Regions from separate parts of the Homo sapiens genome. Here all the other regions are linked to region 1. A link is a loop called in an ENCODE intact Hi-C map of the cell type or tissue named here. Cell type or tissue: A673. All regions are shown on one strand. Links, peaks and the distances in the headings refer to the core of each region. The heading gives the core; the rest is flanking DNA. Region 1 holds the start of LOC124902252 (a long non-coding RNA gene). Region 2 has its middle 140 kb from the start of ZNF618. Region 3 overlaps LOC105376223 (a long non-coding RNA gene). Region 4 has its middle 8.4 kb from the start of KIF12. Region 5 has its middle 68 kb from the start of ZNF618. Region 6 holds the start of LOC107987120 (a long non-coding RNA gene).

Evidence for each region. Peaks named below come from ENCODE experiments on the same cell type or tissue, not always from the same donor. Only the 100,000 strongest peaks of a DNase experiment are listed, where the experiment ranks them.
Region 2: a loop joins it to region 1, with 2.5 times the contacts of the local background. A loop is called at or near these places in 12 of 110 quality-filtered maps.
Region 3: it touches region 1 in a loop (3-fold over the local background); 38 of 110 quality-filtered maps call a loop at or near these places.
Region 4: it touches region 1 in a loop (5-fold over the local background); 90 of 110 quality-filtered maps call a loop at or near these places.
Region 5: a loop joins it to region 1, with 2.6 times the contacts of the local background. A loop is called at or near these places in 25 of 110 quality-filtered maps.
Region 6: it touches region 1 in a loop (8-fold over the local background); 88 of 110 quality-filtered maps call a loop at or near these places.

The regions. Positions count from the first base shown.
Region 1 is chr9:114,288,810-114,294,036 of GRCh38, forward strand. COL27A1 (collagen type XXVII alpha 1 chain) reads left to right here. Exons shown (of 61, transcript NM_032888.4): 44 at 105-158; 45 at 433-486; 46 at 1,249-1,302; 47 at 1,415-1,522; 48 at 2,001-2,108; 49 at 3,294-3,401. LOC124902252 (a long non-coding RNA gene) reads right to left here and starts at 2,004. Exons shown (of 3, transcript XR_007061741.1): 1 at 1,820-2,004. RefSeq lists an enhancer at 1-597. In A673, for the core only: a CTCF peak has its summit at 2,390 (motif pointing left); a DNase peak (open chromatin) is centred at 2,382.
Region 2 is chr9:113,734,477-113,739,703 of GRCh38, forward strand. No RefSeq gene overlaps it. Among named protein-coding and RNA genes, the nearest start is that of ZNF618, 140 kb to the right of the region's middle. RefSeq lists an enhancer at 4,319-4,867. In A673, for the core only: a CTCF peak has its summit at 3,133 (motif pointing right); a DNase peak (open chromatin) is centred at 3,135.
Region 3 is chr9:113,680,350-113,685,576 of GRCh38, forward strand. It overlaps LOC105376223 (a long non-coding RNA gene), which reads left to right. Exons shown (of 3, transcript XR_930254.3): 3 at 1,557-5,227. Among named protein-coding and RNA genes, the nearest start is that of ZNF618, 190 kb to the right of the region's middle. In A673, for the core only: CTCF peaks have their summits at 2,047 (motif pointing right) and 2,247; a DNase peak (open chromatin) is centred at 2,072.
Region 4 is chr9:114,105,053-114,110,279 of GRCh38, forward strand. No RefSeq gene overlaps it. Among named protein-coding and RNA genes, the nearest start is that of KIF12, 8.4 kb to the left of the region's middle. RefSeq lists a silencer at 2,987-3,076. In A673, for the core only: a CTCF peak has its summit at 3,052 (motif pointing right); a DNase peak (open chromatin) is centred at 3,069; H3K27me3 peaks cover 1,203 bases.
Region 5 is chr9:113,805,365-113,810,591 of GRCh38, forward strand. No RefSeq gene overlaps it. Among named protein-coding and RNA genes, the nearest start is that of ZNF618, 68 kb to the right of the region's middle. In A673, for the core only: a CTCF peak has its summit at 2,190 (motif pointing right); a DNase peak (open chromatin) is centred at 2,217.
Region 6 is chr9:114,080,059-114,085,285 of GRCh38, forward strand. LOC107987120 (a long non-coding RNA gene) reads right to left here and starts at 1,011. Exons shown (of 3, transcript XR_001746905.1): 1 at 777-1,011; 2 at 640-682; 3 at 1-544. In A673, for the core only: a CTCF peak has its summit at 2,608 (motif pointing right); a DNase peak (open chromatin) is centred at 2,633.

The DNA.
Region 1 (5,227 bases), core at 183-4,182:
GGATGACACATGTCTAGAAAGAACAAGAACTTCCCAGGCTTCTGTGCTGCCTCCCAGCCCTCTGCAGGATGGGCCCCCCTCACCTGTCTCTCTTTGGCTTCCAGGGACAGGAGGGTGTGCAAGGCCTCCGTGGAAAGCCAGGCCAGCAGGGCCAACCCGTGAGTGGTGCTTCGTGTCCCATCCCTGCCTCCCACCCTGAGTGGGGCGGAGCAGTGGGAATTAAAGAACTAGGCCCTTTAAAGCTTAAAGGGACCCTCCCTGCAGGAGGGTCTGGGGCAGCCATTTCTGTTTCTCCTGCCCTGACCCTGGGGATGCCCCCAGAACCTGCACCCCCAAACCCCTCCCCACCCCTCCCCCTCCAGGCGGAGACTGGCCACCCTCCCCGGGAGAGAATCCTGGGGCTGCCTTGCGTCATCTCACCTTGGTTTGCAGGGGCATCCGGGACCCCGGGGGTGGCCGGGACCCAAAGGATCGAAAGGCGCAGAGGTAAGAGGGCCGGGGGTTCAGCAGGGAGACTGAGTCCCAGGAAGGGGGAAGCCTGACCCACAGTCACACAGCAAACCAAACGCAGGCTGCAGAGGCTGCGAGGCAGGGTAGGGAGGGGCGGCCCACCAGGAGCCCGGCAGGCTGCTTCTGGCCATGACCCCATCTCCCTTCAAATAGCCTGAGTGAGGAGGGACAATCAGCCCCATTTCACTGGGGCTCCAGGAGGGGAGCCAACTGCCTGAGGCCAACCAGAGTGACTTGAACCCAGGGCTCACCACACTGTAGAGAGAAAACTGGGAGAAGTCAATTGAGGGGGTCTGGAGGAAGAGGAGGCAGAGACAGGGTGCTTGAGCAGGAGCCACTTCCTGCCTCTGCCCCAGGGCCCCTGCCTTCCCCCAGCCCCCAGACTGGGCCAGTGCTCTCTTAATGCTCTTTCCCTCCCCCGGGTGCGCCCCCCTCACCTGCCTGCCTCGGTGATACCTAGTCTCTAAAAGATCCAGTGGAACTGTGGCCTCTGGCTCCTCCCAGAAAATTGTCAATGCCAGTGAGGGGACACCAAGGCCCAGAGCAGGCTCAGTGACAGCCCCAGGAGGTTCCAAGGCCAGCTCTGGCCCCAGGCTTCCAGGCCAGAGTGCTTGGGTACATCTGTGGCATCAGATGTTCACCCAGGGGCCCACAATCCTCTCAGTCCCTCCTTCCAGAGCCCCTAGGGTCCCACACCTCTACCAGGCAGCCTCCATCATGTGGCCCTTGATTTTTCAGGGACCAAAGGGAAAGCAAGGCAAGGCAGGGGCCCCAGGCCGGAGGGGGGTCCAGGTGAGTGACTACAGCTGCTGTTTCCAGCCAACCTCCCTGCCCGCCCCCCACACCCGCCCTCCTCCCACTCCCTGCACCAAATGCCCTCACCAGCTTTTTATGTACCCCCCAGGGCCTGCAGGGGCTGCCAGGGCCCCGGGGCGTGGTGGGGAGACAGGGCCTCGAGGGCATCGCTGGACCAGATGGGCTTCCTGGCAGGGACGGGCAAGCAGGACAGCAGGTGAGCGGGAATTGGCATTAACAGATGGTGGCTCCATTTGGGACCAGGTGTAGGGGAACTTCCCCAGGCCATGGGCCAGAGGAGCCCGTTTGGAAACTTGGATGGGCAGAACCAACACATCCAGAAGTTCTCTGGGGTGGGCAACCATCTCCTCCCCTGGCACCTGGGAGTGTGGACCTTCTGACTGTCTCTCCTGGATGCCAGCACCCAGAAAGACCTTCCTTTCCTCCCCTGCCTGGTGGATAGGGTTCCTCTCCCGCCCCTTCCTCACTCAGAATCCCGCCCTTCCCCACTCACAATCCTCAGCTCCTCCTGTCCTCCTGGTCCAGCCACATCACACACAGGCCGTCTGACCTCCATCCTGGAGTGTGACCCCTTCCTCCAGCTTCACCCAGGGTTTGCCCAGGCGTTGAGCCATCTGCTTCCTTGGCTGTATCGTGAAACACAAGAGACCCTCCTCTGCCTGCTTTCTTAACAGGGGGAGCAGGGAGACGATGGGGACCCTGGCCCCATGGGCCCTGCTGGGAAGAGAGGAAATCCAGGTGTGGCCGGCTTACCTGGAGCACAGGGACCCCCAGGATTCAAGGTCAGATACCTCTTAATACACTTACCCACCCTCTGCCCTTTCTGCCTTGATGCAGACTCTAGTGGTTCCGACCCTTTGGGCACCCATGTCCCAGGGCCTGTGTGAAAATGGAGTCCACATTGTTGACCTTTCTCCGTCAGCAGTGCTTGGGGGTCCTGCCCCAAGCTTGAACCAGAATGATAGTTCATCTGGGGAGCTGTAAATATCGCCCCTACCAGGCCCTTGAAACCTTCAACTGGTTTTTGAGTTGTCCACGGGCGCCCTCTCGTGGACATTTGTGGAACAACACGTTGCTTGCAGCCGGGATCCCCAAGGCATCCTTAGAAAGCTTCCCAGTGCCGCGTGGGAGGAGGGGGCCCCCATGAATCCGTCAGAGCCAAGGGCTGGACACTGAAGGGGAGATGTAGATGAATGACTCAGATGTGGTTCTTGCCCTCTCTGAGCTCGAGGTTTAATTGGGGGAAAGATTGGAACCCTCTGAGACACAGGAGGCGGAGGGAGCGATGGCCTTGACCCAGGGAAGATGTGAATGAGAATAGAAGGGGAAAAGGTGGCCACACAGTGGCTCACACCTGTAATCCCAGCATTTTGGAGGCTGAGGCTGGCGAATCACTTGAGGTCAGGAGTTCGAGACCAGCCCGGCCAACATGGGGAAACCCCGTCTCTACTAAAAATACAAAAATTAGCTGGGCATGGTGGCAGGCACCTGTAGTCCCAGCCACTCGGGAGGCCGAGGCAGGAGAATCGCTTGAATTGGGGAGGCAGAGGTTGCAGTGAGTTGAGATCGCACCACTGCACTCCAGCCTGGGCGGCAGAGCGAGACTCTGTCTAAAAAAATAAAAATAAATAAATAAATGGGGAGGAGGCATTCTACGAGTGTGAGCTGAGGTTTGAAGGAGGGAACTGCATGCTGTTGGGGAAAAGCAATAAGGAGGAGAGGAATTGTGGGAGAGGAGAGGGGAAGGCAGGGCCCGGAATGCGAGAGGAGAGACAGAGACCTTCCTCTTTGGGAGGTGAAAGTCTTGTCACCCCTACCCCACCAGGCCTCCATTTGTTGCCCCAGCATTCTGCAATCTCGGGTACCCTGTGGAATCACTGTTCTGGCTCTCCCAGGCCCCCTCCGCCTCCTCCTGCCTTAGAACCCCTTCCCACTTTGACTGGTAATTTTTTGTGTGTTTCTTTAAGGGTGAGAGTGGGTTACCCGGACAGCTGGGTCCCCCTGGCAAGCGAGGAACAGAGGGCAGAACGGGGCTCCCTGGAAACCAGGGGGAGCCTGGGTCCAAAGGCCAGCCGGTGAGTGAGCGCCAAAGAATACACATGCCCACGCACTCACACATGCACACACTCACATACACCTACATGTACAAACACATGCACACTCATACACACACACAAACACACTGACCCAGAAGCCACCTCCTTGCTCTGTGACAAGGTATAAAATCTGGGTACCAGATACCATTCTGCCACCCCTCAACCAGGTGGTGGGGGAGGCTGAGGAAAGAGACCTGAGTGGTTCCTTCAGAATGAGGAGAGGGTGATCACAACCAGAAGGTGGGCGCTCCTGACTCCCAGTCCAGTGCTCATTCTGTGCCTCACTGCCTTCATCCCCCTGTCCCAGAGGCTGCATTCAACTCACCCTTGCCTGGAAAAAGAAGGAAGAATGAACAGAGAATAAACAGGGCAAATAGAAAACACACAACAAACAGTTTCAATACCCCAATTAAAGCTGAGATTGTCAGAGTGGATGAAAAAGCAAGACCCAACTACATCTGCTGCTACAAGAAATCCACTTCAAATATAAAGATATAAGTAGGTTAAAGATAGATATAGAAAAAGACATACTGTGCTAACATTCATCCCAAACAGCTGGAGTAGCTATTTTAATATCAGATGAAATGAATTTCAGAGCAAAGACTACTAACAGTCATAAAGAAGGTATTTTCATAATGACAAAGAAGCCAACTTTTCAAAATAGCATAAGAATCATAAATGTTTATGCACCTAAAAATAGATCTTCAAAATAATCAGGCAAAGACTGATAAAGCTACAAGGAGAAATAGACAAATTCACAATTATACTCAAGGATTTCAATATATTTCTCTCCTAATGGGTAGAACAGAAGCAAACAGAAGATCAGTAAGGATGTCTTGAACTGCATTATCAACCAACATGACCTAATTGACATTTATAGAACACCACATCCAATATCAGCAAGATACACATTCGTTATAAGTTCATTCAGAACATTTACCAAGACAGACACTATTTTGAGCCTTAAAATCAATCAATAAATTAAATTATAAATCAATAACAGAGAGATCTGAAAGATCTCCAAACATCTGGAAACTAAGTAACAAATGTCTAAATGACCCATGGGTCAAAGAAGAGACCAAAAGAGATGTTAGTATTTTGAATTGAATGAAAGTAAAAAACAGCATATAAAAATTGGTGAAATGCTGTTGATATATAGGGAGATCTTTATAGTAATAACTTCTGTGTTAGAAAAGAAGACAGGTCTCAAATAAATGGTCTCGGATTCCGTCTTAAGAAACTGGGGGTTGGGGCTGGAGAAGGCAAATTTAAAACAAAGTGAGCAGAGGGAAGGAAATAATGAAAATCAAAAATAAACCAAAAAAAAAAAAAGGAAAATCAAAAGTTAGCTTTTTGAGATCTGTAAAACTGATAAACCTCTTGCCAGACTAATCAGGAAACAACAAAAACAACAAAAAGGATACAGAAGTTACTAGTATCAGGGATAGGGGAGCAATGTCACTACAGATATGACAGAAATTAAAAGGCTAATAAGGGAATATTATAAATGATTTTATGACAATAAATTTAAAGACTTAGATGAAATGGACAAATTCCTTGAAAGACAAAACTACCAAAGGTCATCAAGAAGAGACTGATAACCTAAATAGCCTTATATCTATTAAAGAAATTGAATCTGTAGTTAGAGCTTCCCACAAAGGAAACTCTGGGCCCAGATGGCTTCACTGGTAAATGCTACTAAACATTTACAAAAGAAATAATAACGGCTGGGCGCGGTGGCTTACGCCTGTAATCCCAACACTTTGGGAGGCCGAGGTGGGTGGATCACGAGGTCAAGAGTTTGA
Region 2 (5,227 bases), core at 654-4,653, 550 kb before region 1:
GGATAAAGTCCAAATTCTGTCACTTCCATAAAACACCCTGTCTGGTCTGGACCCTGCCAGTCTCTTTCACCACTCTCCTTCCACCCTAGACTTGGCCCCAGACATACCCAGCTGCTTGCAGGTCTATGAATTCATCCAGCTTCTATACCTGTATCTATGCTGTGCTGTATACCTGGAGGTACATCCCTGCCCTTCCCTCTTCCAGGAAGCCTTCACTCCTATAACAGTGATAAGCAGCTAGTATTGGCTAGGATAATTCTGGCAGCATATGACAGAGACCAAATAACAGTAGTTCACATAAAATACTAGTTAATTTGTTTCTCACCTAGTTATTAGGAAGGCTCTGCCTTACAAAGCTGCCTATAATGCAGATTCCTTCTGTGTTGGTCTGGGATGTATTCTTTATCCACATGATCCAAGGTGGCTTTCATTTGTCACTGTTATGAGGAAAGGCTTCTGGGAAGAAGGGCAGAAATGAGTCCTCCAACACGGAAAGGACATGCAAGCAGGAAGGGCAGGTGTCCTCTCTTTCAAAGGCATGGCCTGGAAGTTATACGCATCACTGGCACGCACTCCCCATTAGCCAGAACTGACTCACATGGGCACAAAACCCAGCTGCAAGGAAGGTGGGGGAGTATAGCTTTTATTCTGGGAAGCCTCTGTTATTATGAGAGAAAAGGGGAAGGCTGACATTGGAGAATGGCTGTATGTGGATGAGAGCTGTGAGAACAGAAGGACCACCCAGAAGGAATGAAGATGAAGACTTAACCACTCCAACAAGGGAGAGGGTGATGTCACCCTTCCTTCTTAAGGAAGACTTAACCACCCCAATAAGGGAGAGGGTGACGTCAAAGATGGACAAATGGCAAGAAATGTTGAGGAAATCCATACCTTTACCCATGTACATCTTCCTGTCTGAAATGCCCTCCCATTTCCTTCCTCATTTCTCCAGGCCCAATTTATGCTTGATTTCCTCATGGAGGCCTCTACTGACAACTTCAGTCTTTCCCGGGCCTAGATAAAAAGTCTCTGTCTGGGTTACTAACTGGGCCAACATGATTATAATCATCTTTTATTGATGCCTCTTATGAAACAGGTAATTTATATACATATACATATCTCATTTTCTTCTCACCATGCCTTTATGAGACTTTTATTATTATTTTTTTATTTTTTATTTTTTAAAGAGACAGGGTTTCACTCTGTCACCCAGGCTGGTCTCCACCTCCTGGCCTCAAGCGCGATTCTTACCTGAGCTCTGACATTACAGGTGTGAGTCACTGCACCTGGCCCCTTGTTAGACTTTAAGAGGCTCGGCGAAAAATCACTTCTCTCTCCCCTTCTGAAATGAGGATCAATTGGGAAATAAAATCCAGGAGACTGGCGAATGGACATCAATGTTAGCTTTTTATTGATAAACTGATTGGAGAGCATGACTTCCTATTTGTGGTCAAAGGGCTGGCTCATAACCCTCTTTGCACCCATACAGGATCCCATACAGGGTCCCCCATAGAGAACTTGGAAAGGCCTGCTGGGGGAAGTTTGGGCTTCAGAGTCACTCATCTACTGAGGATTCCTGCCTAGCCCTGGTATGGAGAAAAGGGATGAAAAGAGGAAACATCCCTAGTCTTACAGTCTTTTAATAACTTAGCTCTACCCACCAAGAACTGTGGTCCCAAGGCTGTGGCCCCACATCAGGTAACTCATTCACTTCCCCTCTGAGGGGTAGAGGGGAAGGGGCGGGGCAAGAGGCCAGGAGTGTTACTCTTTTTGCGTTCTGTCCATGGGGAAACGGGAGGCAAGAGGAACGAAATTTCTGCCATAACAATCCCTAATGAGAGGAATTGCTTTGCCCATGTTATAGGCGAGGAAATCAGCACTGCGAGAAGGGCTGTGACTTGCTAGGGTCACTGAGATGTCATCCAGGTATTAGATGGCAGAGAATTTTGGAACCAAATCTATCTAGCCTTGGTCATTAGTCACTATCTGTAGTAGCTTATAAGCTCTTTGAAGGAAGCATTACAATCAAACATCTCTACTTTCCCAGCAGCAGCTAGCAAAATGTCTGTTCATTAAAAGACTCACAGCAGAGTCTGGTATAAAGGGCCCGGGTTCTGGTCCACATATGTTGCCTCTTTGTCCTCGTCTCATGTTCAGTCAATCTCTTTACCAGGACGTTTCACGTCAGAGCAGGAAGCAGTGATGCTACCTGGGGACCTTGTCAACGCTGCTGCCTCTGAAGAGTCCCTTGCTGGGTTTATAGTTTGAGGCACTTTGTTGCATTTTTTTGAAATCCACTTTCTCCGTTGAGCCTCCTACTACTCCTGAGGAGGGAAGAAAAGGGTGGTGAAGAGATTAAGGGCAATGTGGGATTAAGGACCATGGGTGGTCCAGGCTGGTAGTTTAGTTCGTAACCCTTCAAATAAATAGCCTTAAATATTTGCCCAGGATGTATTTCTTTCTTTTTTTTTAATTTTATTGTATTTTTTTTTGCGGGGGGGATGGAGTCTCGCTCTGTCACCAGGCTGGAGTGCAGTGGCCCAATCTCGGCTCACCACAACCTCCACCTCCTGGGTTCAAGCAATTCTCCTGCCTCAGCCTCCCGAGTAGCCGGGACTACAGGTGCCCGCCACCACGCCCCGCTAATCTTTGTATTTTTAGTAGATACAGAGTTTCACCATGTTGGCCAGGATAGCCTCGATCTCTTGAGCTTGTGATCCACCCGCCTTGGCCTCCCAAAGTGCTGGGATTACAGGCGTGAGCCACCATGCCAACATGTATTTCAAGAGGATAGAGAGAGACTGGCTGTTAATAGAAATTGCACAGAAAAAGGGATTCTCTTACTAATGAATCTTGGGCAGAAGTGGTGGTGTTTACGTCAAGAAAAAGGCCTGCCCAGCATTTCCCACTTTTCTGTGGTCTTTATACTCTATATAGTTTTCTTTTGCAACTTGCTAAACTGTACAGCTTTTTGGCAGATATATTAAATGATTTTATATTTAGATAATGAAAGAAGTCACTTGTTCCCAGTAAACAGCCCCGCTCCATGGAACACATCTTTACAGAACTTCTGGTGCCTCCTGAAGAACAGAGGGCTATGCTTGGGAGAAACGCTGTATTTTTATCTTCCACTGGAGGGCGCTGTCTACTTTGGTGGAAGTGGAACCATCGATTCCACCAATTTATTCTAGCAGTGTTTCAGCTCACCTGGTGAATTTGTGCCTTGGGCAGTTGTCCAGCAGTCTACTCCTTAATCTGGCTTTTTCCAAGGTCCCACAGGGCAGTAGTCAGGGCTCGGATGAGACCCCAATCAGTGTCATTTCTACTGAGCTGGGCCACTGAACTCTAAGAGTTCTTGTCTTTGAAAAGAAGGCTTTTCAGAGCATACCGCAGCCTCATCCCATATGTGTGTATCTGTTACCCATTCCTATACTGTCTGTGACTCAATTTCCATGACTTTGCATCCTTTGCCTTTGCAAAAATATAAACTGGGCATCTTTCTTTTCTTTTCTCTTTCTTTCTCTCTCTCTCTCTCTTTCTCTCTCTTTCTTTCTCTCTCTCTCTCTCCTCTCTCTCTTTTTCTCTCTTTCTCTCCTCTCTTTCTTCCTTTCCTTCTTTCTTTCCTTCTTTTCTTTCTTTCCTTCCTTCCTTTCTTCCTTCCCTTCCTTCCTTTCTCTTTCTTTCTTTATTTCTTCCTTTCCTTCTTTCTTTCTTTCCTTCTTTCCTTCCTTCCTTCCTTCCTTTCTTCCCTTCCTTCCCTTCCTCCCTCCCTCCCTCCCTCCCTCCCTTCTTCCCTCCTTTCTTTCTTCCTTTCTTTTTCTCTCTCTTTCTCTCTCTCTCTCTCCCTCTCTCTCTCTCTTTCCCTCTCTCTCTCTCTTTCTCTTTTTCTTTCTTTGTCTCACTCTGTCACCCAGGCTGCAGTGCAGTGGCGCGATCTCCACTCACTGCAACCTCCGTCTCCTGGGTTCAACCGATTGTCCTTCCTCAGCCTCCTGAGTAGCTGGGATTACAGGCATGAGCCAAGGTGCCCGGCCTCGGCATCTTTCAAATAGGATCTGCTCCCTAGGTCATGACTCTCCCTCTGGATCCACTGCCGCACAGTCTCCCAAGTTGTCAGCACATGGCTTTAAAGTAGGGCTTCTCCAACTTTAACGTGCAAAGGAAATGTCTGGTATCCAGTGAAATGCAGATTCTGATTCAATAGGCCTTGGCAGTGGGGCCTGAGATCCTGCATTTCTAACAGGCCCTGGGTGGTGTCACTACCGGTTAATGTACCACTTTTCAAACGTCAAGACTTTACCTATTTATCCCATCCTGTCATTGTCCCACTCGTTTTTGCATATAGAAGGTCCCCCCCGCCCCTATAAACTCAAGGATGGAGGCTGGTCAATATCTATTTGGAGCTTCGCCTCTTACTTTGTTCTCATCAATTGCTCCTGCAGGGCCCCTCTCCCTAGCTTTGCTCCATCTCATCTATTCCTCTTTCCCTAGTTGAGCAAGCATGAAGCATTGTGTTGGTGATTGTGTCTGCCACATCTGTCCCCTGAGTGGTCTTTCACTATCATGCAGAGTAACTTCTTTTCATTTTCTCTGATCTTGCCTTTTCATTGAGAGCCTGAATCAGGACACAACAAACGATAGCATAATGGTAATGACAGATGTCACCTGTGCATAAAGTGCTTTTATACCCACAAGGCAGTACTGGTCGAGACTATGGGCTAGGGCTCCACAGTCGGCCTGCCTGTGTTCAAATCCTATCTCTGCCGCTTCCCAGCTGGGTGGCCTAGGCTTAGTTACTTAACCTCTCTGTGTCTTAGTTTCCTAATTTTCAAAATGTGGCGATGCTGCTTTATGAGGTCCTTGTAAAGATTAAATAAGATAATGTATGTGAAGCATCTAGAATAGGCCTGACACACAGTAGGCACTCAATTATGGTCAGGAATGTTATGATTCCTTTATCCTGTGAGAAAGGTGAATTATTACTTCCATTTTAAAGACGAGGACCTTGAGGCCCAATGAGGAGAAATGACTTGCACTCAAGAGCCCACAATAAGAACAGCAGCACAGCAGGGACCAACCCTGACTCCAACCCAGTGCTCACTGTACCCTCTCCCAACCCTGACTCCAATCCAGTGCTCACTGTACCCTCTCCCAACCCTGACTCCAATCCCAGTGCTCACTGTACCCTCCCCACCAACCCTGACTCCAATCCCAGTGCTCACTGCAC
Region 3 (5,227 bases), core at 496-4,495, 610 kb before region 1:
CGAGGGACTGCTTTTCTATTTGGGTGACCCCTGAAAGGCTTCTGAGCATATAGTTATTTTTGAAGGAAAAGAGGAAAGGCTGAGGGGTGGCCACCATTACCAAGAGTTCACCCAGATGCTAACTTATTCTGATGTTTGCTTATTTTTATTTTTATTTAATCTGATGTTTTGATGCAATTGTTCGTATTTTGTGTTTGACCTTAAACCATTATAATTCATCTTGGGCATGCCAAGAGAGGCAATTGACTATTAGTGACCAGGAAGCAGCCTATTTTCTTAAAATGTGACCCAGCCATGTTCATTGAATTGATGTAAAGCAAGGTTAATCTGAGGGAGAGGTGGGTGGCACTGCTTTGATCTTAACTCTCTTTGATCATAATTTACTTCTCTGCTGCTTGGAATAGAAACATGTTTCCTCTTGCCCAAGGTTTCCACCAAGAGGCCTTTACACTTAGGGAAGAACTTGAGCCAAGTCCTGACCCGTGGATTCTGGATGCAAAATGTACAGACTCAGAATGAAGAATTGCTATCCTAAATTCTGAGCTGCATGAATTCTAGGTATGGTAGATGGAGCACTGAATTGGGAGTTGGTTGATGTAATCCTCCCACACACTCTAGGAAGGAAGTTGTTCTTATGCCCATTTTACAGATGGAGGTACCGAGACATGGAGAGTTGAACTAACTTGCCCAACCCAGTAAGTTGAGGAGCCTTGGATTCAAGTTCAGGGAATCTCCCTTCTCCCTGCAGAGATTGGAACCTTAATGACCAAGCCTAGAGGCTCTCCAGATCTTCTGTGTGACCTTGGGCCAAACTCCTCTCCTCTCTGGGCCCTGTTTCCTCTTCTCTAAAATAAGGAGACTTGGCTGGATAATTTCCAGGCCACCCTTTCTGGCATTGACTACATACAAAATTTTGTGATGTTCCCAAAAGTCCAACAGGCAACCTGACTGTCATAGGTGATCCTGGTCAGATTTGATCTCCAGAGTCTGAAGAAAGAATTTAGCATGGATGGAGAGGAGTATTTAGCAAGTACCTGCTCTGTGTGCTACACGTTTCATGCATGTACTTCATGTTCATTCAATCGCCGCCACAATGTGATGAGGCCGGTCCTGTTATCCCCCTTTTACAGATGGGGAAACTGAAGATCAGAGTGAGGATGTGGCTTGTCCACATACCTGAGGAGTGGTGGATCCAGGATTAGCCTCCAGTACCCCATAGTACCCCCGTAAGAGCATCCCTCATCAGAGCATGCTTGGTAATCTCCTGTTTATCTAGCTGTGTCCAGTCTAGACCATGAGTTCTGAGTAGCAGGGACTGTATTTTAGGCTTTGTATCTCCAGGTGCCAGCACAAGGTCTGGCCCACAAGAGATGATCATTGAGCATTGTTGAATGAATCCATGAATGAACAGATGAATGAATGGAACACTCCAGAGCTCATGCCATCCCCTGCACTAACTGCACGGGATGGTCTCTGTGGGAAGAAAAAGAGGGGTGTGGGGAGACAGGCTCAGATGGAATCCTCAGTTATGTGACTAACGGCTTTGTCTCATTCAGTTCCTAGGCCCAGATGTCCACCCTCCTTCACGAGCTCAGAATTGAGCTCGTATCGCCAACATGTTTTGCGGAAATGCTCATATCAACACTTGGTGAACCAGGAAGACTGTACCCTCATTCCTTTCTCCTGCTGCCTGCTAGGTTGAGTTAGAAAGCTTACTCTCGAGTTTTACTGGCTTGCTTGTGCTTTTTGGCATTTTCAAAATTTTGTACAATGATCTTCAAAAAGCAAAAATACATTAATTTTTTTAAAGGTAGGATCCATATGAGATTGGATCTTCATCTTCTAACACTTTGGAGAACAGAAAAGTGGTATTTGGAGATATAATCTTCATAAGAATTGTGGCACTGAATAAAAGAGCACTGGAAGAGGAAAGAAACATAAAGGAAAGAAAGGAAAAGAAAAGACCAAAAGAAAAGCAAGGCTCCACTTGCAAATGAGAGAGCAACTTGGAAAACCTGCCACTCACTACCACTGATGCCCACAAGAGGGCGTCTCAGGGTCATCCGGAAGGCAAAACTCAAGTCCAAGATCCGCTTCCCAGCAGCTGGAAATGACCAATGAGTAGGTTCTGGAATATCAGCAATGACCCTGGCTCTCCAGCACTTTACAGTTTACATTAGACTCTCCTCCCCGACGTCATTTGCACCTCCCAAGGCCAGTTCTCCCGGTGGTTTCCAGCCCTGGGGCGTTTGTGGTTCTCTCTGCCTAGTGGGATGCAACTGGCATTTAGTGTTTGTCCGTATGTGGGTGTGGCTGGGGAGGGCAGAGAGGCAAACAGCCCCGCACAAGCTGTACAGTCCCCCTCATCAAGATGTGGCACTCCCTCTTTGCCAATAGCAACTCCTTTTTGAAACACTGGGCCTGAAGCAATCATCTTGAAGACATTTTTCATCAATCTTGTTGAAATCAACCTGGTTTTTCAAAATAGAGGAAGCACATCAATGAACAGACAGCCTTGCCCCATTTCTTCTGGGAAGAGTCACAGGAGGGCCTGCAGTGGGCAGGCAGGGACCGTGTCTTTTCTCTACCACACTGGGAAGGGAGGGAAGGGGGGCAACTTGGCTGAAACCCACAATGGGCACTTAGCATATGTTGTCACTTTTAGGGCCCACAACAACCTAGGAGGGAGATATCAATTATCCTCATTTTACAGATAGGAAGACAGAGGCTCAGAGACGTTCAGCCATCTGCCTGATGCCACCCAGCTTTTCAGAAACACATAGAATCAAGATTTTTTTTTTTTTGAGACTGAGTTTTGCTCTTGTTGCCCAGGCTGGAGTGCAATGGGGCGATCTCAGCTCGCTGCAACCTCCACCTCCTGGGTTCAAGCGATTCTCCTGCCTCAGCCTCCTGAGTAGCTGGGATTACAGGCGCCCACCACCACGCCCAGCTAATTTTTTTATTTTTAGTAGAGATGGGGTTTCACCATGTTGGCCAGGCTGGTCTCAAACTCCTGACCTCGTGTTCCGCCCACCTCGGCCTCCCAAAGTGCTGGGATTACAGGCGTGAGCCACCATGCCCAGCCAGAATCAAGATTTTTAACCCCAGAAAGGCCCAGGCTCCCCCAGCCCCACCACGGCTTCTATTGAGGCAGATACCAGCTTGGAGGTGGTTTTCCGAGAAGCCGTGAAAAACTGGGGTGGGCTGGGCTCAGGCTGTGACTCAGGGGGCCAAATTACCCCCTCCAGAATTCTAGCAGGCTGCGGGGAGGCCCATCTCTGGTTCAAATGTTCTGCGAGCTAGTGCATGAAATCTGTTCTTTTCCCCATTAATGCTTGCTGTACTTACACTTCTTACTATAATTACTCTGCAGTAATTAACAAGGGAAAATAACACATCTGGGTCTATACTTCGGCTCCAAACAGATGTACAAGATGCAGAGGCATGCAGAGGTCCTTTCACTTATTCGGCAAATCTGGATGGAGCATCTACTATGCACCAGCCTGCTGAACTGCAGGTGTCCCTCAGTGAGCCAGGGAGCACAGCCCCTGCTGGGCATGAAGGCGGAGTCTTTGGCAGGAGGAAGGGGAAGTGCCAAGGCCCTGGGGTAGGAATGGGTTTATCATGTTTTGAGAAGCTCCAAAGGCCAGTGTGACTGAAGCAGAATGTATGGTTAGTGCAGGTGGGAGACAGGTCAGGGAAGGGGTGGAAAAAGACCTTGGAGGGCTCTGGAAGGCACCAGAAAGCAGCTGGATGGAATGCAGTGGGAAGCCCACTGGAAGGGATGAGGCAGGGTCATGGTAGACTCTGATTTTGTCTATTTCAAAAGGGACTGGGGCTGCCCTTTATATCTGTGTGAATAATCTGTATGGGGGAGGACAAGAGAAGAAGCCAGGAGACCAGTTGGAGTGGGCATGGTAGAAGCAGAAAGGATGAATTTGGTGCATATTTTGGAGTTAATGTCCATGGGATTCACTGATGGATTGAATGTGGAGGTGGGAAATAGGAATGAAGGGACACTTGGTCAAGGTGTGACAGTGCTATAGCTGTGAGTCGCAGTCATCTGGAAATGCATTCATTCATTTATTCACTTATTTAGCAAAGACTGAAGGCCTGCTACATGCCAGGCCCTGTGCGAAGCACTGGGGATAGATCAGTGAGCGACAGCCACTGTGGTCCCTGCCCTCAGACACCACATGCAGAGTGCCAGACACGGCAGGAATGAAGCGGCAAACCGGGGGGAAGGAGGATGGAAGGTCCAGGGTCTCAAAGCTGCTAGGGTTGGGGTGGTGGGCAGGGAGGTTTCCCTGAGGAAGTGAGAGCTCCCCAGCTCCCCTGAGATCTGAACAATTGGTGGGGGAAAGGGAAAGGGTGTTCATGGAGGTATTGTGATGACCAGAGGAGGCAGCAGTGTTTTTTTATTTTTATTTTTATTTTTATATTTTTTTCTAGAGACAGGGTCCCACTCTGTCACCCAGGCTGGAGTGCAGTGGTGCCATCAGGGCTCACTGTTACCTCAAACTCCTGGGTTCAAGCAACCCTCCCACTTCACCCTCTTGAGTAGCCGGGACTACAGGCATGTACCACTGTGCCTGGCTATTTTTTTTTTCTTAAAAAAATTATTTTTCAGAGAGGGCGGTTCTTGCTATGTTGCCAAGGCTGTTCCTGAACTCCTGGTCTCAAGCTATTACAGGCATGTGCCCCATGACCAGCAGCACTGGTGTTTGAAGGGAGGCTCTAGTAGAGGCAGTGAGCGTTGTGACCTGCAAAGGAGGCTGGGGCTGTTCCACGTGGGCACAGAAGGCTCAGATACCTCCTCAGCAGTAGAAGCATCTCACAGCGGTGGAACAGGAGGACCAGCATTGATTTCCTGCATCTCAGATCCCTCTGCTTGCTGGGCAGAGACTGGATTGGAGATGACTATTGCAATAGAGAGAAGGGGACAGCCTGCAGATAGGCTTTGGGTTTCACACACAGGATTTGGTGATGGTTTGGCTGTCAGGAGGACAAGGAGAAAAGAGAGGGAGGAGTGGAGGGTGAGTCCTCTATTTCTTGCTTGAGCAACTGAGCAGTTGGAGAAACCATTTATTGAGGAAAGGAAGACTCAGGATTTTGGAGAAAAGATTAGGAACTCAAAATTTGATTGACATTTTGAGCAACAAACGAGAGTGAGGACAGAGAGAGATTCCTCAAGACTAAGGAGGGAGTCTGGGTCTGCAGATCCCAT
Region 4 (5,227 bases), core at 824-4,823, 180 kb before region 1:
CCAAGTACAAATATCAGAAATAAAAAAGGGACTTTCCTACCGATCCTACAGATATTAAAAGAATAATAAGAGGATATTATGAGTAACTTTATGTCAATAAACCTGAACTTGACCATGTTTGTGAATTCATGAACAAATCACTTAAAAATCTCAATCTCCTAAAATGCATAAGAGAAAAGAGTAGGATATCTGAATCGTTTTATATCTGTTAAACAAGTTGAATTTGTAATTAAAAACCTCCCCGCAAAGGAAACACTTAGCATGGATGGCTTCACCGGGGAATCTTCCAAACACTTAAGGAAGTAATGAAATGAATCTTAGACAAAATGTCATCAACAGAGCCAGAGGGAGAATTTCCAAATTCATTTTTAAAAAAATGAGGCCAGCCTAACCCTGATATCTGATCCTTACAATGACATAATAAGAAAAGAAAACTGCCGGCCATTAGTTCTCCTGAGCACAATTGTTAAGATTCCAAATAATTACTGGCCAATCATTTCAGCAATACAGAAAATGCGTAATACATGTGGATTTAGTCCAGTAACTCAAAAGTTGCTTGAACATTTGAAAGTCAATCAGTGTAATTCAACACATTGATAGAATAAAGGAGAAAATCAAATGGTCATCTCAATAAATACAGAAAAGACATTTGGTAAAATTTAACACTTGCTTATGATAAAAATAAAAGCTTTCAACAAACTAGAAATACGATGGAAATTTATTAATTGAATAAAGGTTCTTTACCAAAAAAAGCTTACAGGTAACATCATATTTAATAATAAAAATAACTTCCTCTTCTCTTACCATCATCCTAGTACAGTAAGGCAGCAATGTATGTAGAAACTGGAAAGAAAGAATTAAGTTAATAAGACTGTCATTTTTCACAGCATACATACATACACAGATGTATAGGTATATAGAAAATTCTTAAGAATCTCCAAAGTCTCTGATACAATGTCAATATGCATATATTATATATTACTTGCTAATTACATATAAAATACACAATTGGAAATTAAAATTTTAACATTTAGAGCAGCATCAAAAAACACAATGTCTTAGAGATAAATTTAATAAAAGGCATTTGAAATAAAATGTGAAAATAGCAAAACATTGCTGTTATTTAGGAAGACCTGAATAAAAGGAGATAATTACTATGTTTATGAATTAGAAGATAGAGTATTGTGAAGATGTTACTTTTCTGCAACTGACATATGTAGATTCAATGCAGTCCCAATCAATATCCCAGCAGGAACTTTTAAAAATGAAAATTGACAAGCTGATTCTAAAATTTATATGAAAATGCGAAAGACTACAATAGCCAAGATAATAATGGAGAAGAGCAAAGTTGGAGGACTTATACTACCAGATACCAAGACTTAATGTAAAGCTACAATAATCAAGACAGTGTGGTATTGGTGCAAAGACCAGCAAATGGAACAGAACAGCCTCCAGCAACGCATCCATCCATATGCATCACTTGATTTATGACAAAGGAAGCGCTGCCCTCAGTTGTGAGAATATTGTTCTTTTCAATCAATTGGGCTGGATTAATTGGATATCCATTTAGGGAAAGAAAAAAATCCTTGATTTCATACCTTACATCATTCACAATATTAATTTAAAATTAATGATGGATCTACATTTAGAAGAAAATCTAGATAATATCTTCCTGACATTGACAGTAGACAAAAGTTTCCTAAACAAGTCACAAAAAAGCACTAAACATAAAAACTATTGATGTATTGGACCACATTGAAATGAAAAACTGTTCATCAGAAGATTGCATTTAAGAGGTAAAAAAGCAAACCAGACTGGGAAAAGTTATTTGCAATACACATATCTGACAAAGGACTTCTATCCAGAATATATACAGAGCTTCTACAAGCCAGTAAGAAAAAGACTAACAACTCAACTTAAAACTGACCAAAAGATTTGAACTGGCATTTTGCAAAATATGATATCCAAATATTTAATAAACATATGAAAATTGCCCAACATAATTAGTCACCAGGGAAATTAAATGAAAACCATAGTGAGATACAAGTACACACATACCAGAATGAAATGAATACAATTAAAAAGACAGGCAGTACTGTTTGTGAACCATTTTCAGAAAACAATTTTGCAGTATCTACTAAAGCTAAACAAATCCCTATCCCATGATCTAGCAATTCCACTTAGGTCTCTGCCTAAGAGAAATGAGTTCAAATATCCAACAAAAGACATATATGAGACTGGGCATGGTGCTTCTCATCTGTAATCCCGGCACTTTTGGTGGCTGAGGCAGGAGGATCACTTGAGCCAGGAGTTCAAGACCAGCCTGGGCAACACGGTGAAACCCCATCTCTACAAAAATTACAAAAATTAGCTGGGTGAGGAGGCTGAAGTGGGAAGACCACTTGAGCCCAGACGTTGAGGCTGCCGTGAACCGAGATGGTACCACCGCACTCCAGCCTAGGCAACAGAGTGAGATCCAGTCTAAAAAAAGAAAAAAGAAAAGAAAAAAAGACATATATGAGACTGTTCATAGTAGCTGTTTAGCCACCTCCTTCATCACCACCACCACTGTTTCTACTTCCATCATCCTCATCATTACCACCACTATCACCATAACGCCATCACCACCATTACCAAAACTCAACCATCACCACCAATACCTATGTAACCAGCAGACGCCATAGTCATTTGGTCACTGCAACCACTGTCACCAGCATCATCAAAATCTCTACCGTGACCACCACCATCATCACTATTACCACGCTTCCATCCTTCGGAGTCTGGGCTTATTCATTCCAGGAAACTAAAGCTGTTAAACTGGGCTCCCAGCCAGCGGCACCCCCATTGACCACGGTGCTCCCTGTTCCCACAGCTAGGGCTGAGTTCCTCTGTGTACCCCCTCTCCTCTTCACCCTGTTTTTGTCTGCAGACTGCATTCCTTCCTCAGGAGCAGTAAGTCTCCACTTCTCCTGACGCGATTGAGGATAGGACAGATGGAAGGCCTGCAGGGACCTTAGCAGCCGGCTGGGCCCCGCAGGGCGCATACCCAGCCCTCGCTAGAGGGCAGCAGAGCACCATGCCCCTGCGACCCGGGTTCATCACAAAGGAAGCTTTGTGGAGTGCAGGCCTGCGCTTTGCAGCTCGCTCCTGAGCCAGTGCCCAGCCCCAGGAGGGGCTGACCAGCTGATGCGTGGTGAGAGACGAGCAGGCCCTCAAGATGCACTCTCCGAGAGAGTGAAGAAAGCAACACGAGTAATCAGGGGGCCCTCCCACCAACCCCCTGCCCCCCGGTCCATCCTCTTCAATCCACTCTCCTCCAGTTAGCCCAGCCATCCTTCCCTGGAAAAACCCTGCCCTGGCTTACTCTCGGGCCTCTGAAGAGTGTCTGAGCTCCCAGCTTGGGACTCGAGGCCATTTGGGCTCTTGCTCCTGCTGATCCCTCCGGCTGTGGTCTCCACCACCCTGCACCCCTACCTCCCGCGCTCCAGTCCCCAAAGCTTTGCTTCCATCCTCTGCTTGTGCCGGTGGTTCTCCCTCTTTCAGGAGTGCTGTCTTCCACTGGGTGGACTCGTCCTGCAAGCTTTCCCTAGAACGCCTTCCCTGCCACCCCCTACCCGCCAGGACAGGTCAGAGCCCGCCTCTGAGTCCCCACAGTCTCCCGGGCTCCCCTCCGTTGCAGCACTGATCACACTGGGCTTCTCTCTTCCTGTCTGCTGGGCAGCAGAGACTGTGGATGCTTCATCCCTGAGGTCTATGAGCCAGCGCAGGGCCCAGCACACACTGGGAGCTTAGCAAACATGGGTGGAAGGAAAGAAAGGAGCCAGGAAGGAGGCAGGGGTGCTGGTGAGAGGCCTGCTGGGCGCTTCTCTGTGTCCTTCCTCAGCCTCCATCTCTCTTCCCTCCCTTCCTCTGGGGGCTAACAAAAAACACTCAACTCCATGATGCGAGGATTCATTTAGGGACTCATTTGTCATGGAGATCATCAGCTCCTGTCACAAAGCTGCTCTCAAATGCACCCAGAAACAGGGTGACATTCTTCTCGCTTGGGCCAAGCTGGCCTCTCAGACCAAACTGTCCGATGCAAATCTAGAATCCCCAGAGGGTGGAGGCCAGGCTCTACTAGGCCCAGGTGAGCCCCCGTGTCGCTGCTCTCTGCTCTTTCCAGCACCCCAGCAGCACATTACACAGGAGGGCTTATGGCCATTTTTCAGCTAGAGACTGAAGTCTTGGTGGGAAGAGGCAGAGCCCAGTCTGGGGCTCACCCTGCAAGGCAGCGTGGCACAGTACTGAGGTGGAGCGGAGATGAGAAAGAAGGTCTGTGAGGAAGGAGGTTCTTCTTATATCACATGACAATCATCTATCATTGCTCCACTTGTACCCCACGCAGAGGAAAAGCCAGATGGGTCCAGGGCCTGTTGTGAAATTTTTGCCAACAGAGCTTGCTGTCCATCTATAATTAAAACATGAGTGGAGGCCATAGGACTCATTACATTTCCCAAAATTCTCCATGCAGAGATCATTGAATTCACTTCTGTCTGGCTCACTACTGCATTTTACAGATGGGAAAACGAAAGGAGGCCAGTACAGGCTGGGGCAGCAGTTGCATTCGTGGGAGAGCCGAGACTCTAGGGAGAGATGGAGAGCCATAGAAACCCATTGGTGCCCCTGGGCCACCACTCTTTCCTCTAACTGCCTGCCCCCGCCACCCCCACCCCAGAGGATACTAAAGTCAGGCTTTCCACTAGACGAGGAGCTTTTTTTTTTTTTTCCTTTCTTTCTTTCTTTTTCTTGAGACAAAGTCTCACTCTATTGCCTAGGCTAGAGTGCAATGGCGTGATTTTGGCTCACTACAACCTCCGCCTCTTGGGTTCAAGTGATTCTTCTGCCTCAGCCTCCCAAGTAGCTGGGATTACAGGCATCCACCACCATGCCCGGCTAATTTTTTGTACTTTTAGTAGAAACAGTGTTTCATCATGTTGGTCAGGCTGGTCTTGAACTCCTGACCTCAGGTAATCCACTCGCCTCAGCCTCTTAAAGTGCTGGGATTACAGGCATGAGCCAATGAGCTTTTTGAGCGTGAGGATCACATCCCAATGCCCAGAACAGGGCCTGATGCAGAGCCGCATCCTCTAAATGTCTGTTTGGTGATGGGATGATGGTCCAACAAGAGGAAATGAAACATCCTAAAGCCTGGTTTTGTCTTTTAGTAAAGACAAGCCTCTATGGA
Region 5 (5,227 bases), core at 440-4,439, 480 kb before region 1:
CCAACCCTTTTTCAGCAATTCCACCCTGGTTTCTAAGGCAGAACTTTGAGGCATTCCATAAAGAAGGCTGTGCTGCACTTGGCTACCCACAGAGCAGCCAGGGTCATTCTTAAGATGGCTAGTCTGGTCTTCCTAATATTAATAAGATATTCATTTCCCTAAGAATGCATCAACCTCTGTAGCCATCCTGGAAACATGGGAGGGGGCTAATGCAGCTCTATTAATCCAAGCAGGCCTCACATCCACTTTGATTCAAAGGCTTCATTCTGATCAGTTTCCACAAAAGGGATGGTTTATTAGTCGGTGATGACAGGTGAAGTGAACTCAGGTACTGAGCGTTTGGCTAAGGATGACAACGAGGCTATTTTAAGTCATTGAAGTTCAAGGGTATCTGTCTCAGCGCCTTTGTTTAAATTGATTTGCAGTCCTGATCGCTTGACCTTGCTGCATAAAATAGTTTCTAAGGGGAAAAATATAAGAGCGCAATTCTAACCAAGGGAACAGATGTGTCCCAGCTTGCCCACCCTGCCTCACACCAGCCAAACCTACCCACCCCGCTGACCTTGAATGTGGGTGCGGATGGTGACATGGTCATCATGCAGCAGGAACAGGAAGGAGCAGAGAATGGCCCAGCAGAATGCTCCAGCCATCTGAGTGGGGAAGGCCCAGAAAAGGGGAGGATTGCCCAAGGTTGGGAAATGAATCAGTGACAAAATTAGGATTTTAATCCAGGTCGGTGCAACTCAGACTTCTCCTCTCAATTCCTATTTAAAAAAATGTTTAATATTTATTAAGTGCTTACCACGTTCCAGGCACTCTCTAATGCTTTATGTATATTAGCCCATTTAATTTATACAACAGCCAACAAGAAACAATTATGGATGTTTTTGTTTTACAGATGAAGAAACAGAGAATCCCCATTTTATAGGCAGCTTATTGGGGTGTCCAACCGTTTGGCTTTCCTGGGCCACACTGGAAGAAGAAGAATTGTCTTGGGCCACAGATAAAATACACTAACCCTAACGATAACTGATGAGCTGAAAAAAAAATCACAAAAATATCTCATAATGTTTTAAGAAAGTTTATGAATTTGTGTTGGGCTGCATTCAGAGCCGTCCTGGGCCATGTGCAGCCTGTGGGCCGGGGGTTGGACAAGCTTGGCTTAAGTAATTTGCCCAAGGTCACAGGGCGAGTAAGATGGCAGAGATGGAATTTGAACCCCTTGGAGTAGGACACTACAACCAGCCTCTCAGCCACCACCCATTCCATCTCTATTTGTTTATTGCTTTGTGAAAGAAAACAGGTCTAAGCAAGGGTCTTGCCAGATCTAAGCAAGACAGTTTGGCTGTCTACATGGACCAAGTTAGCCTGGTTATTGTCACATCCCCCAAGCACTTCATAATGGTCATATAATATTTACTTATTTTTTTTTAGATGGAGTTTCACTCTTTTTGCCCAGGCTGGAGCGCAGTGGCATGATCTTGGCTCACTGCAGCCTCCACCTCCTGAGTAGTTGTGATTACAGGTATGTGCCACCACACCCAGCTAATTTTGTATTTTTAGTAGAGCTGGGATTTCACCATGTTGGTCAGGCTGGTCTCGAACTCCTGACTTCAGGTGATCCGCTGGCCTCAGCCTCCCAAAGTGCTGGGATTACACGCTTGAGCCACTGCTCCTAGCCACATCATTTCTCGAAATCAGTCCTCTACCTAGGTCTTCTGGAGTGCCCGAAGCAGCACTGATTAACCAGTAAGAAACGTGCTGCACCTGACAGTATTTCTTGGCGACATCCAAACAAGCTACCCCACCCCACTTCCCTCTGACCAGTCTAAGATGTGCATCTCCAATCCACTCTTTCAGCCTTTAGCCTGCTGGAGGTAAAGCCTGTGGCTAAATCCAGCCTGCTGGGGATTGCTACTTGTAATGGGCAGAAGGAGCACTGGATTGGGAATCTGGGCATCCATGTGAAAATCCTGTGTGTCCTTGAGTGAGTGGCTTAACCTCTCTGGCCCTCAATTTTCTCATATGTAAGATGGATTTAAGAATACTTGCTTTTCTCTCACGGTTGTTCTGAGGATTAAGAGAACTTGCCTGTCATGGGTGGATTTTGAACCATGGAAAGGATCATGCATTTAGGAGATACTCCGAAAACAGAGCCCTCTTCCAAGTGACGAGGTGTAATGAGAGAGAGTGACCAGTAGGTGGCAGTGCTTCAAAGCAGCCTGTGGGATCCCAGAAGGAACTTCCTATTAACCCTTCCTCATTAGGCGGATAGAACCTTAGCCCCCAACCCCCAGCACACCCCGGTAAAGGTCATCGTGAAGCTCAGATTGCAGAAGTGCCACTTCCAAGGTTCCACGACGACACAGTGGCAGAGGCAGGATCAGACTCTGGTTGGGGTGGTCTCTGCATGTCTCCCTTCATTCAACCCCTATTTATTAGGTTCCTAGGCGGCGCAGAGACTCACGTTAGACCTTCCTGTGAAGGGGGAAGGTCTGCTCCAGCCTGGGGGGTTTACAGGCCATTGGACCTCCACACCTAGAGTCCCCCATTGCTTCCTGGCCCTCACTCACGGGGATGAGCACTCACACAAAACTCAACCAAAGCTGGACACCTGCCAGCGGGAGGTAATGGGCAGCAGATGGATTAGCGACCAGGAGATCTAGTTCTAACCCGTTTCACCTCTAGCTTGCTCTGTGACGTTGGCCAAGGCCCTCATTAGTAGGTCATGAAATCAATTTAGTGGATGTTGAATTGGGGAGAAAAGGAATTTAAAAAATACTAGCATATCTCTCTGTATCTGCCACAGTACAGGTAAACATTTTTTTTAATTCTGCTTTTATGCACACACACACACCCTGATATAAAAGGCATTTCACCTTGTGCACCACAGTCTCATAGTTCTGGGAACAACGTGTGAGAGACTCAAATTCTGCATCCTGAGATCCAACGTCTCCTCTCCCCCATCTTCACATCTACAAGCCGACCCCAAGCTGCCCAGGAATCCCTATCTGGGTATATTCCTACAGTTCGCTGCTTCAGCAGTGGGAAAGTTCTTATAAGCTGATGATGCACAAGATACCATCTTATCCTCAGTGCAGTCACGCAGGGTAGATATTCCCCCATCTACAGATGAGAAAACTGAGTCTTAGGTCCCACAGCCAGCATGTGCTAGAGGCAGGACTTGCCTCTCAGGGTCAGCCTCACCCTGGGAAGTTGCTGACTCCACTGACTCCTGCTGCCTTGAACACACAGGGCCCAGAGGCCACTTCTCCTAGGAAAAGAAACAACCGCTTACGGGTGCTTCCATTTCTCTTATTCCAAGTCACTTTTATTTTCTCTCTCTCTTTCAAGTTTGATTGAATTTACACTTAATGAATCCAACTTTATCATTTAGGGGATGTTGGAGCAATAAGACTTGGCAAGGCATGAGTGATGATGCAATAAGTTCTGCTGGGAGCCGGGAGCCATCCTGCTCCCTCCCTTGAGTGATGGCTGTGTGACTCAGGCCCTAAGAAAGCCACCACACTCCCCGAAAGGAGCAAGACTAGGTGGAGATGGGGTCATGTTACTTAGGCCAAGGACTCAGAACAGGTCTTTTAGATTAGGATGGGTGGACAGGGGTGGGAAATGGAGGGTCAGCAAGATGGGAGAAGTAGAAGCCAAGGCTGCCAGTGAGCTGCTTGCTCTATGGCCTTGGGTAAAAAGTGACTTTACCTCTCTGATCCTCAGTTCCTCCATCTGTAAAATGGGGCAATGGCCCAAAGATGTTGTTTTGTAAATTGTAGAAGGAGGCTCATGCTCTTATCAGAATTTCAAAGGTGGAAGATTGACAGCAAAATAAGCTGCCTGGAAGTCCATGTCATTTCCCTTTACTGGCTGAATGATGATAAAGGACAGTTCCTCTATCCGAGCCCCGCACACGTGTAAGGCTGGTGCAAGTGCCTCTGGGCAGGACGGAGGGTAACATCTTTGATGAGGAAATAAAATGAAAAAATAAAAATTAAAGTGAGATTTTACTTTGGTTAATAAAAACGAGGCACGCACAGAAAAGAAGTGGCTGGGTGAATGTGCCCAAAATGTTCACATTCAGGGGCAGAATTTATTTTCCTCCTGATTTTTATCTGGATTTTCTAAACTTTTTTTTTAAAAGATGAAAACACACAGATGGGTGAATGAGCTATAAATGTAGCATTTAATGATGAAGTGGATATTTATGTAACTACCCTCATTGCCGTTCCTTAGAAGCCTCTCACTTGATCTTAGCCAAAAGGCCAAGAAGCGATCCTTAGAAGCCTCTCACCGAAACCTTTTCCACTCCCTGGAAGGCAGCTTTTTCCTATCATCTCTTTTTATTTTTCATGGTTTTACTACCTAAGTAGGCATCCCTAAAGAATAGTTTGAGTTTGCCTATTTTTGAAATGTATGTAAATGAAATCGTACTGGATGTATTTTGTGGGGGTGTGTATGTATCTTTAAAGTTAACATTACGGTTTTAAAATGCATTTTTGTTGCATGTGACTATAGTTGGTGCATTTTTTTTTTTTTTTGAGATAGAGTCTTGCTCTGTTGCCCAGGCTGGAGTACATGGCATGATCTCGGCTCACTGCAACCTCCACCTTCTGGGTTCAAGTGATTCTCCTGCCTCAGCCTCCTTTAGTAGCTGGGACTACAGGCATACGCCACCACACCTAATTTTTGTATTTTTAGTAGAGACGGGGTTTCACCATATTGACCAGGCTGGTGTCGAACTACTGACCTCAGGTGATCTGCCCACCTCAGCCTCCCAAGGTGGTGGGATTACAGGTGTGAGCCACCTCGCCTGGCCAGTTTGTGCATTTTTTGATGTTGTGTAGTAATACATTCTATGTCTATACCACAATGTATCTACCTGTTCTACTGTTGGTGGACATCTGGTTGTTTATGTGTAGTTTCTAATTTTTCTACAATGAACACATTATTACAGCTAAAGTGCCTGGCACATAGTAGGTGTTCAATTAAAATTTTTGAATAAATCCATGAAGAGCAACAAGCTTTGTTTGTTTTGTTTTGTTTTTAATTAAAGAAAAGTTTCAGTGGTACTAGAAAGGTTGAGACTGTGGACAAAGATAGCTCAAAGGGAGAATTTTCCAGATTTTCTGATTTTCCCTGGAGCTCAGAAGAGACACATTGGGTTAAAGCAGAAGATTGGTGGATGCCATCTCCATTACCTAAAAAAGCCTCAAGC
Region 6 (5,227 bases), core at 620-4,619, 210 kb before region 1:
CAGTGGTTAAATCTACTGTCCTTACTTCCTCCCTGCTCTTGGCATGGAACATTCCATACTCTCAGCCACCTCTCTGTTAGAGCTGGGAATGACCCCTTCGGGCAGGCAGTCCCAAGATTAAGACCCCTGCTTATGTGAGAATCAAAGGATTCCCCCATGTAGTCAGTGCAGAAACAAATGGTGTATCATGTCCCTTCTGTAAGATTCAGTCAGTACATCCCTCTTTCACTGGTATCCAGAACAAGTGTGCTTCTATTCATAAATGTGTTTCCTTTGCTCCGTCACCCTAACCTTGGCCAGTGATTATATTCCCTTCTTGCTTTGGCTGCTAGGAAGCTCAAAGCCATGATGTAAGTTTAAGCACAGTTACTGTCTTGGTTTAGCTTTCTGGGACAGTTATCTTCGTGTTCCTTGTGTTCACAAAGTTTCTCAATCTTTGATGTTTTAGTTAATGATGGTAATGAGGAGGTGGTAGCCCCCAACTTCTCCTTGTTCTGCATGATATTGGAGGTGGCTTTCCCTCGCTAAAGACCACTTTCCGTATCTGTGAACGGAAGAAAACAGTTCTTGTTCTGTCTGTCAAGAGGCCAAGAGAGACAATGTGTGAGGAAGTGAACTGTAAACTGTCCACTGCCTTACCTGTGTGGTGGCTCAGGGGTGTCTGCCATTGGAGGAGGCAGGCCTGGTATAAGAATAAATAAATAACAATGAATCATTAATAGGAATAAAATCATCCTACTAAGCCCGCTTACAGTGCACCAAGATGGCTCGCTGACCTTCATGTTGGGCCTGCGTGACTACAGTTATCAACCCCATGGTCCAGATGGGAAGCCTGAGACGCGCAGGGGTGGAGAAGCCCCAGTCCTAGCCTCTCTTGGACAGGGCTGTTCATTCAGTTGCACAGCCTCTCCTGGGGGTGGGGAGAGGCCCAGAGGATAAGTCCAGGATGTTGATTTCTTCTCCTGCCTCCAGGAATGTTTGTGCTCCTGAGATTATTAACCAGAGCAAACAGAGAGAGTAAATGCTGCCAAGGGCCACTTGGACTTTTGACTGCTTTTTAAAAATTAACCTGGGGACACAAGTTGCAAGACCAACAGTGGTCAGACAGCTGCTGCCCCCTCCTCCCCTTCTGGCTGCTGGGGTGGGAGGATGGAGGCTCTGGGGTCCCTGCCCTCCTAGGGGGCCCAGGGGTCTAAGAGTCCATGGGAATTGCTAGGTTCTGAAACCATTTGGTTGTGGGGGAGGGTCTTGCCCCTCACAGGAGGCCTCAGAGCCTCAGGGGTACCCAGTGCAATGTGGAATAGAGGCCTCGATTTTCAGATGCACATACTGGGGCTCAGGGAGGGGATGGGACTTGGTCAAGGTCACCCAGTGTGTGGCCGAGTCGGGGCCAGATAGGCCTGACTGTGGCACCCAGGCTCTCCCCTCATCATTTATTCTTGTGTCTACTTGTTCTTTTGCCAAATACACACTCCATGCTTGGTGCTGAGGACAGGATGGGCATATGACAGGCCTCCCAGAGCTCCCTTGAGGCCTGGGGTTGGGGAACAGACGAGGTGAGAAGGTGATAAGACAGGATGGTTGCTGCAGTGATCAGGGAAGCAGAGGCCGGGACAGGGGAGTCAGACTCCAAGAGTAGGAGTGAGCTAGACAACAGTGCAGTGGGATGGGTGCATGGGGGAGGGGAGTGGGTTCCATGCACAGGGAACAGCAATTGCAAAGGCTTAGGGAAGAAAATAGAAAATTATTTTTATTTTTATCCAAAAAATACAAATAAATCCACAGGTCTGGAGCTTGGGGACAGAAGGGAGTGGTGAGAGTGAGGCTGGGGAGGTGGCTGAGGTCCAGTAGGTGGGATCGTGTTGCCGTCCCAAGGGGTGTTGCTTGGGAGTGCACAGGGGCACTGGTGGGTTTTCAGAAGTCAAGGTCAACCAGATTAGTAATCGGGAGAGATCAATCAGGAGGTAACGTAAGCTGGAGACCCAGGAAAGCAACTCCTTAGGAGATTTTCCAGGAAGAAGGAAGGGGCCGGGCCAGGGCACTAGGACCCAGTGACTGGACCCACAGGGACATCAGGGACATTGACTGGGAGTCAGACCAGAGGGTGTGGTCAACCTTTGAGTCCTCCTCTGCCAATGGTGGAATGATAAGGTGACTTTCTCCGTGACAGGAGGCCTTGCCTCCAATGTCTGACCTTGCTCAATTTCCATGGCCTCGTGCCACAGCCTGTCCACTCAGGGTCCTCATGGCATAGCTGGAGGTGCACAGCACCCATAACTCCATGACTGGTGATGTGGAGGGGTGTTCTCACTGCCCTGTGATTTCTAGGCATTGTTACTCATCCCTACACCTCCAACCCAAAGAGCAAGTCCACCCAGAGACTTGAGTCCTAGTCCTTGTGGCTTGCTGCGGGACAATGGGGCAGTCATTTCCCTCCATGGCTTCAGAGCTGACATAATAACTGAATGAGGGTCACTTGTGAAAATGCACCCCAAGTGTGTAGATACGTAGGACCCCTGTCATCATGGGCGCTTGGTACCGCATGTGCTCCAGCTAAGGACTCCATACATAGCTGCAACTGCACTAAGGTGTGAACTTCCCTTGTCCACCAGGGGGCAGCAGAGAACTTCCCGAAAGAACCACCGGAGTTTGCTCACAGATTGTTCTGTACAGATGGAGACAGAGGCCAGGAGCAAAGGCTCAAAGAGCTACAATGCGGGCTCGTGTCCAGGCTTCCTTGCCCCAAGCCTACTTAAAATCCCCTGGTGAGTGTAAAACATTTAGCGTCTACCTTGCCCATCCCTACCCTGCTAGAGAGCTTGATGCTTGGTTGGGGCCCTTAAAAAAAATAGTTTTGCTGGGGAACCAGAATTGGGTGCAGTTGTTGCAGACCACGAAGGCTACTATAACTGTACTAAGTTCTTACTGTCTGCCAAGTCCACGCAGAGCACTACAAGAGCATGTCGTTCTAAATCCTCTATTAAGAATCTTTTTGGAGTGGAGTGGCTCAGGCCTGTAATCCCAGCACTTTGGGAGGCTGAAGGGGGCGGATCACCTGAGGTCAGGAGTTGGAGACCAGCCTGGCCAACATAGTGAAACTCCCATCTCTACTAAAAATACAAAATTAGCTGGGCGTGGTCGCGCACGACTGTAATCCCAGCTACTCGGGAGCCTGAGGCAGAAGAATCATTTCAACCCAGGAGGCGGAGGTTGCAGTGAGCCAAGATCACTCCATTGCACTCCAGTCTGGGCAACAAGAGTGAAACTCCATCTCAAAAAAAAAAAAAAAGGATCTTTTTGTGGGGTGGTGGGGAGGGAGAGGATCAGGAAGAAGAGCTAATGGATGCTGGGCTTAATACCTAGGTGATGGGTATATCTGTGCAGCAAACAATCATTGTGCCTGTTTACCTATGTGGCAAACCTGCAGATCTGCACATGTACCTCAGAACTTAAAAAAAAAGTTGAAGAAAAAAATAATCTTATTATGCTGGTAGCCCTATTTTGCAGGTAGGGAAACTGAAGCTAAGACATCAGGTGATCATGCGTTGAAGGTCACCCAGACATTAAATTCAAACCAAGATCTGTCTCTGTTAACACTTAAGGCACTCTGCTGACCCTATCTCTTGTCTCTTGGCTAGATCTTAGGCCACGTTCTTTAGACACTTGGAGCTGATGAGTCTCCCTTCATTGGACTCTTCACAGCCGAAGTCAGGCCTATTTCTCCCTTCCCCAGCCAAGGGTCACCTCAGCGTCTGCTATATCAAGTCCAGACCTTCTCTCCCTCCTTGGGGCCCAGCACTGTGCTGGGTGCATAATAGGCGCTCAGCCAACAGTGCTGACTGACTTACTCAGAACCATGGGGGAGATTTAGGTCGGATCCCAAGAAGGACCACCCACGCAGAAGACAGCTGAGGGAGACTGGGAAATTGGACTCACCACATCCAAAACCCCTTAACCTTATGTCCAATGAATGAGCAAAGGAAGGAATGACTGGGCTCTCAATGGCAAAATTTATAAAGCAAAGACCCCTTGCTCTGTGGTGGCTTGTCTTCGAGTCATCAAATTTGAGTTTGTCTGTGTATTATGGCCTGGAGTACACCCAAGGCATTGTCCAACATGCTGTGATGATTAAGCTGCTGAACTTTATATCCAGACAGACCTGGGTTCTAGTCATGACTGCAACCCTTTCCTGCCTGTTTGATCTTAGCTAAGTGACTTCACCTTTCTTTCTCTTCTGTTAAATGGGGTTAATAAGAGCTCATAGCGGTGTATGAGAATTAAATGATGAGAAGCATGTCATGTCCTTGCTCCTTGGAGAGAGCTTAGTCAATAATAAACGTTGGCCCTGGGTCGGGGTGCCCTTAGATGTTGTCAATCCAGGTTCCTGATTGCAGGAGTGGGTGGCTTAGCCTGGAGAAGCACTCCTGCCCTTATAATCTTTGGAGCTCAGAGTGTCTTTGAGATCAGAGCGCCCTGGGGACAGAGCTTGTGGCCCAGGATCTAGCTCCTTTTGCACCCCTGAGGAAAGGGTTACCAAAGAATAAACTTCCAAAGGCCTTGTCTGTGTCCAGGAAGGGGACGCAGGCATATTCCTGCTTGTTGCAGGCCAATCTTATTGTCCATTGAAGCAGGACCTCCAGGAACCTGCCCCAACTCCTGGCTGACCGAGTTGATGCAACCCAGCATCTCTGGAAGGACTAAAATTGCTCTTTCCTGAAACCACGAGGCAAGCTGAGCTCTCTGGAAATTCCCACCGGCCTTTCTTCAGTGAAGACAAATGGATTTCTCTGAATCAGTTGCCTTGGAAGGGCAGTGGGAACTCTTCCCTGGCTCTTGCCCTTGGGCGACAGAGTACTTCTTTCCACTCCTTTCCCTGGAAGAATCTGTGTTAGGAGGGTCTCCCTGGAGGAAGGAGCCAGCCGAGCTGGATGTCAACAAGTTCATGAGTCTGTAGTAATGAGAGTCCAGAAGTTGACACAATTCCTCCCCCGCAAGTAATGATAGAATGTTTGTGCTGAAAGCATCCGTTAGTAATAATAACAGCAATAACAACTAGCATTTATTTAGCACTAACCATGTGCCAGGCTCTGTTCTGAACAGTTTATACGAATTCACTTCTAGTTCTCACATCATCCCCTGTGAGCATGTATTAACTCCTCATAGGGTAAACCAATTTTATCCCCACTTTACAGAGGAGGAAACTGGGGTTCAAAGAGATTCACTCTTT